Linked DNA regions of Mus musculus: region 1 is linked to region 2. A link is a contact called in ENCODE Hi-C data. All regions are on one chromosome and are shown on one strand. Each heading gives the region's core, a stretch centred on a gene start or an enhancer-like site at or near the end of the contact. The rest is flanking DNA. Distances are from core to core; before and after follow the strand shown. Region 1 holds the start of Olfr142 (olfactory receptor 142). Region 2 holds the start of Endog (endonuclease G).

What was found. A loop is a pair of places that touch in the nucleus more often than their neighbours do.
Region 1: a loop to region 2 is called in a map of T-helper 17 cell, with 78 times the contacts of the local background. The contact joins the promoter of Olfr142 here to the promoter of Endog in region 2. A Hi-C loop is called at or near these places in 4 of 37 maps with a recorded cell type or tissue (T-helper 1 cell, T-helper 17 cell and regulatory T cell).

The regions. Positions count from the first base shown.
Region 1 is chr2:90,250,826-90,254,305 of GRCm38, forward strand. Olfr142 (olfactory receptor 142) reads right to left here and starts at 2,161. Exons shown (of 1, transcript NM_146984.1): 1 at 1,244-2,161. The coding sequence starts at 2,161. The coding sequence ends at 1,244.
Region 2 is chr2:30,169,843-30,173,430 of GRCm38, forward strand. It overlaps Endog (endonuclease G), which reads left to right and starts at 1,682. Exons shown (of 3, transcript NM_007931.1): 1 at 1,682-2,224; 2 at 3,000-3,109. The coding sequence starts at 1,733. Gm31080 (a long non-coding RNA gene) reads left to right here. Exons shown (of 4, transcript XR_866091.1): 4 at 455-493.

The sequences.
Region 1 (3,480 bases), core at 911-3,410, about 60 Mb after region 2:
GGTGGCTAGAACGTGAAGTGGCTAATCGCATTATATCCAAAGTTAATAGCAGAAAGCAATGGATTAATTCAAGCATGTTGGTCTTCAGCTTGCCCACTCCTCTTGTACCAAATTTAGTATCTCCTGTCCAAGGAAAGTGTATGGTGACATACACTGTGGATAAGTTGACTATTAATCAAAATAATTCTTCCACAAAATGCCCATAGGCCAAGCTAAACTAGACAATTCCTCATTGAAATTTCCTTCCCAGGTGATTCTAGATTTTGTCAATGTGACTATGGAAACTATCACACCATCCATGATTAGCAATTAATGGAGACACCAAAGAGAATGAGACTGGTGTGATGATTTTATAGCTACTGCTCATCTACATATTGAGCCGGTATCCCTAAGAGAAATGGACCACACATCTAGCATGCTTGATCCATTTTCTCTGGAAGCTGCTGGCATTAATTTATCTGGTCTGGATAAATATCAACAGATGCACAGAAAATGAAGTGCAGACCATAGTCATCTCAAAGCTGAAAGGGGCCAACTTTATGATAGTCTGTCCATTGTAGAGAGATTGTGGGTGACATGGAAATTCTGAAAGGTGAAATGGCATTTTAGACACACTTCTCTGGTATTTCTCACCAAGAAATGTTAACAGACTTTGAAGGTAATAAATCTGGTATATCAACTTAAAAGAAGAGACATAGGTCTGGAGTTAAACATCCATTAAGTATGGTGGTCAACACGAGTAGTTCACTCCTGCTTGATTCCTCTGAAATAAGAAAATATACAAATTTATGATTTTCTGTATTTTTATAGTGGGATGAGCCAAAAATTATTTCATTTTCATAACAATTATTTTACTTCATCATTCTGTTGGTAGACAGCATATGTGTCATTTTAAAGTTATCTTCTAGTATTAATGTTAGATTCAGTAATAGGGCACAAAGTCTGTCTTTTGCACCATTACATAACACAAAGTAAAACTGATTCAGAAATGTTTTTGATGATCAAGATGAGATGACCAAAAGTGGAAGATTACAATCAGCATCGTCATTCAGAAAACAAAGATGTATTTGTCTACATTAGAAAAAAAAAGATTAATATACTCATGGGCAAATATCCCATGATAATTCCATTGCTTGACTCCATCTCTAAACACAAATTGAGAAAAAGAAAAATCCTACTAAAGACAGATCCCATTTCAATAAGCACAAAAAACAAGATATATTTTTAATTTTGTTGTGGAGCCTCAGCTGTCCTTTTGCTTCCAGGACATTCGTATAGCATTTTTCATTTCTGTATTCCTTAGAGTATAGACAATGGGGTTCAGCATAGGGGTAATGACAGTGTAGAACACAGACACAAGCTTATCTTCAGTGAAGGTGGAGGAAGGTCTCATATAAATAAATGCACCAGGCACAAAGAACAGGATGACCACTGTGATGTGAGAGGCACAGGTGGAGAGAGCCTTGCGCCTCCCCTCTGCAGAACGCTTCCTCAAGCTGATTAGGATGACAGCATAGGAGGACACCAAGATGAAGAGAGAGACTATAGAGATTAAACCACTGTTGGCCATCACAATAAACCCCTCCATAAAGGTGTCAGTGCAGGCAAGCTTAAATAATTGTTGCAGGTCACAGAAGTAGTGGTCAATCACATTGGGACCACAGAAGGGCAATGGAATAGTGATGATGATCTGGATTATGGAGTGAATGAAGCCCCCCAGCCAGGAGCCAGCCACCAGCATGTGACACACTTGACGACTCATGATGTTCATGTAATGAAGAGGTTTGCAGATGGCCACATAGCGGTCATAGGCCATCACCACTAGCAAAATGACTTCAACAACACCAAAGAAATGGGAAAAGAATATCTGAGTCAGACAGCCCTTCAGAGAGATGGTTTTAACCTTAGCAAGTAAGTCAGTGATGAACTTAGGGACAATTGTAGAGGAGTAACAGATCTCCACCAGGGACAAGGAACTGAGGAAGAAGTACATGGGAGAATGTAAAGTCTTACTGATGCTGACTGCCACAAGAATAAGACTGTTGCCCAGCAATGTGGCCAGGTACACAGGAAGGAACAGCACAAAGCACACCTTCTGAACCTCTGGATCCTGGAAAAGGCCAGTGAAAATTAACTCGGTTACATTATTTTTGTTGGCCATGGAGTCAGTTCACGTGTGTTGGACATCAGATGATAGGAAGGCTGAAAAAAAGTCAAAGCATTGCAGCACAAGTTAACTTCACTAAAAGCACTCCCAAAAGCTCAGACTGTTTGTTTTGCTAAATACTTACTACTCAGCCAGTACATTCTTACTTAGCATTAAATGTTACTACTCTAGTGGGTTAATTTATTATATTTTAATTTCATTTACTATTAATAGAAAATAGAAGTCCAGAGGAATGGTTATTTATCCATAGTCACACAAAAAAATATAACTCAGAATGAGTCTTTCTAACTTTCAGCCCAGGTATCTCTATAATCATCAAAAGGCATTACAAATTTAAGAGTTCAAGATACATTATAGGTAGAAAGGTGGGGAGTTGGATACATAGATCATGTATTTGTATTATCTTCATTGCATTTAATAGGTCTTCCTCTTGCATGTTCCTTTTGATGCCATTCTGCTCCAATTCTTTGTGTTCTTCTGTTCCTCAGAGAATTATTACACCTGAAGCAAATAAATGCCTCATATGCTTCATATGACTTGATCATTTACAAAGAATAGACATTTATTAGCTCATAGTTCTGCAAGCTGAGAAGACCAAAGCAAGTTCAGAATCAAGGGGCTTGCCTTCCCTCTGTGCCGTGGCATGGCAGAGATATCATATGGTAACTCAGAACAAACCTAAGGAGAAAAGCTCCCTCTGGAGCAATGCCGCTCAGTCTTCACATCTACTGAAGCATAAGCAGAATAGGCCAGCATGATTCAGTCACCAACTAGAGATCAAACTCCCAAAATCATAAACTCACCAGGAAATAAAACTACACTTTATAGAGGACTATTTTCCTGTTCCTTCTGACCTTTCCCAATGTCTTCCATGCTGTGTCCCATCCTCAGCTGTGCCAATCCTCACTTTACTCAAGACAGAATCCTCTACATCTTCTAACGAATGTTCATATCTCTGAGAGTATTGGAATAACTAAATTCTCCACACTCTTCAACAATCATTTGCCACCATCTCCCACTAAGTCTATTGAGGGTCAGTCACTACAAAGAGACAGAGAAATTTCTCAATAGCTCAGTAGGATCCGGTAAGTAGGAGCAACTAAGAGAAGATTAGATACAGAAAACACAGAGTGGTTGAAAGGGAGAGGTTATGTTTCCAGACACAATAGGGTTGATGTCCATATGAACTCACAGAAACTGACAGTATGCACAAGACCTGCACAGGGCCAAGCCAGATAAAATCCCAGGATGGAGAAGGGGAAGAAGTGGGTGAAAGTCCCACCCCTAACCAAAAAGCTATGTTTCATTGAAAA
Region 2 (3,588 bases), core at 432-2,931:
GACATTGTGAGCTGCCTGTCACTTAACTTGGGTTCTCTGCAAGAGTTGAATATGCTCTTTAAAAAACAAAATTATGGGGCTGGTGAGATGGCTCAGGTGGGTAAGAGCACCCGACTGCTCTTCCGAAGGTCCAGAGTTCAAATCCCAGCAACCACATGGTGGCTCACAACCATCTGTAACAAGATCTGACTCCCTCTTCTGGAGTGTCTGAAGACAGCTACAATGTACTTACATATAATAAATAAATAAATCTTTAAAAAACAAAACAAAACAAAATTATGTTGTCTATATAGGTGTTTGCCTACAAATCCTTTGGTGTTACAGATGGTTGTGAGCCACCATATAGGTGCTGGGAACTGAACCTGGGTCCATTGCTAGACCAACATGTGCTCTGAACTGCTGCACCATGTCTCCAGTCTACAACTTTGTCTTTTTTTTTTCATTTTTTCAACAGTCTGTGGTGACATACACCTTAAATTCCAGCACTTAGGAGGCAGAGGGAGGCGGATCTCTGAGTTCGAGGCCAGCCTGGTCTACAGAGTGAGTTCCAGGCCAGCCAGGACTACACAGAGAAACCCTGTCTAAAAAAATCCAACCAAGCAAACAAGCCCAAGTTTCATCATAACATGTTCACACATGTACACGGTATTTGTATGATTTCCCTCCATTGCCTTCTTACCCATCAACACCTGCAGATGCCCTATTTCCCAATGTATCTTAAAAGAAAAAAAATTATTATTCAGGCTAGAGAGATGGTTCAGATGTTAAGAGCACTGGCTATTCTTCCAGAGGTCCTGAGTTCAATTCCCAGCAACCACATGGTGGCTCATAACCATCCATAATGAAGTCTGGTGCCCTTTTCTGGACTGCAGGTATCGTGCAGGCAGAACATTGTATATGTAATATATAAATAAATCCTTTTACAAAAAGAATTATTCTATGGATATGAATACACTGTCTTCAGACACACCAGAAGAGGGCATCTGATCCCATTACAGATGGTTGTGAACCATCACGTGGTTGCTAGGAACTGAACTCAGGACCTCTGGAAGAGCTCTTAACCCCTCAGCCATCCCCCCAGCCATCCCCCAATTATCTTTTAATGTATAATTGGTTTTGTCCCATGCTAATGAGTGTGGCTCTGACTGTACACTCTCAGCCCTATTTTCTTCAGTTTTTATGTATCGGTCTTCCTCCGTCTTAATAGGTTGTAAGGAAGTTGATGTCTTAAAATATTCATAAGTTAAATACTATTCCATCTGAAATGTAGGAAATATCTTTAGCCAGCCCCTGACCTACGGACAGGAAACATTGGCCAACACAACATACTTCCCAGGCCAAACCCTTTAAGTGGGTTGAAAAGTATGACCCTAGCATAGCTATTTTCTCTAACCTTATATAGCAAGCTTAGGTTCCAGGCGGCTATCAATAGCTACACCTGCATTCTTCTGTTAATCAATCTAGAGAAATCCTTCGCTCGTTTGGTGGCAGGAGGGTGGGTGCACCTGAGGGGTCTGACAGATCTGGGGTTCTGTCCTGTTTAAAAGCAGGGCCATGTGAGGTGTACATGGCGAGGCGGAGCCCGACGTGGAACGACCAATGGCAAGCGAGTAGGGCGGCACCAGGACCCAGCTACGTCTTAAAAGGGCAGCTGAAGGGCGTCGGGGGCCACGCCAGCACAGGCTCCTTCACTCTGTGCTAACATCAGTAGCGTCCTTGTCCTCCGGTAGGCATGCGCGCGCTGCGGGCCGGCCTGACCCTAGCGCTGGGCGCGGGGCTGGGCGCCGCGGCAGAGCATTGGCGGCGGCGGGAGGGCAAAGCGCCGGGGCTGCTGGGCCGAGTGCCATTGTTGCCGGTGGTCGCGGCCGATCTTCCCGCGCTGCCGGGGGGACCGGCGGGCGGCACCGGGGAACTGGCCAAGTACGGGCTGCCCGGCGTGGCGCAGCTCCGGAGCCGCGAGTCCTACGTGCTTAGCTACGACCCGCGCACGCGCGGTGCGCTCTGGGTGTTGGAGCAGCTGAGGCCAGAGCGGCTCCGTGGCGACGGGGACCGTAGCGCCTGCGACTTCCGCGAGGATGACTCTGTGCACGCGTACCACCGCGCCACCAATGCGGACTACCGCGGCAGTGGCTTTGACCGCGGCCATTTGGCCGCCGCCGCCAACCACCGCTGGAGTCAGCGGGCCATGGACGACACCTTCTACCTGAGCAACGTAGCGCCTCAGGTAGTCTCGGACCCTGGTCGCCCGCCCGACTGCAGCGTCTAGATCTTACTTTACACGTGCACCGTGGCGGGAGGGAGGAATCTTACAGTGGCACTGCAGAATCCGGGGTTTATCCTTCTTCAGCCTCCCGTGGGAAGCAGTGCACCAAGTAGTGACGGGCTGCAGCAATGCCTGTCAGCAAGCCACCCAGTGTGCTTCCTCAGGGAACCCGGGAGCTTGACTCCTCAGTCTACCCTGCTGGCCTAGGGCCAGTCAGGCCTCCAGGGCACACTGTTAGCACTGCACCTGCTCCCAGCAGGGTCTTGATTGTGAAGTAGGTTCCTGGGACATCCACCCAGTGGATGGAGATGGACAGGAGACCATATCCCACCCCACACCTTTTGTTGCTCGATTTTCCAGGCTGCCCAGGAACTCAAGAGATCTGCCTGCCTCTGCCTCCTGAGTGCTGGGATTAAAGGTGCACACCAGCACTGTCCAGTCCCCGTGCCTTTAGAGCTTGACCTAAGGTTTGGGAGTTCCAAGAGACCTTGGGGGTCTCTGAATGACTAATGTCCCCTCCTTCCTCCTTCCCTTGAGATGGGGAAAGCTTAGAGCATTGGAGTGCCAGGAATGGAGTGTGGCTAGCACTGGCTCAAAAACTGTAGTCACAGAGCCGTAAGGAGGGAGCCCTTCTTTGAGCCCTTGTCCTTCAAATGTTTGGGCATTGACATTAAGAGCTGGGGCATGCCTAATGGAAGGTCCGAGGTGTGCTCCTGAGCCTCGCTTCTCCCACCAGGTGCCACACCTCAACCAGAATGCCTGGAACAACCTTGAGAGGTACAGCCGCAGCTTGACGCGAACTTACCAAAATGTCTATGTCTGCACGGGGCCGCTTTTCCTGCCCAGGTAAGCCTGTAGCTGACGGGGCCTCCGACTCCTGTTCTCCAACCTTGGGCTTTCTGTGTCACTGTAGCCAGAGACCTTTGGGTGGCCTAGAACTCTGCTGTGCCCTCAGGTGCCTGGCCCCACACCTGCCTTTGCTCCCCACGTCTGACCTGCCTTACCACCTGTAACCCGTGGCTGCACGGGAGGCTGTCACCCTTGCCTCTGACGTGCTAAGGATTCCTGGCAGACAAATGAGCTGAGCTCCTCGGGAGGGCACAGAAAGCAGCAGCAGCAGCAGCAGCAGCAGCAGCAGCACGGGCTGCAGCACGGGCTGCAGGAGGCAGCGGCTGCTGCGGAAACCAGAAGCTACAGGCATCCACTACAGGCCATCTGGCGTGGCGCGGTGTGACGCCACCCGAGCACCAGGCTGGGGCTGGGGTTCCCCAGCATGGCCTCCCACTCGTGCTTGTTAGGTGTACTGCCTACGGGACAGGTTACAG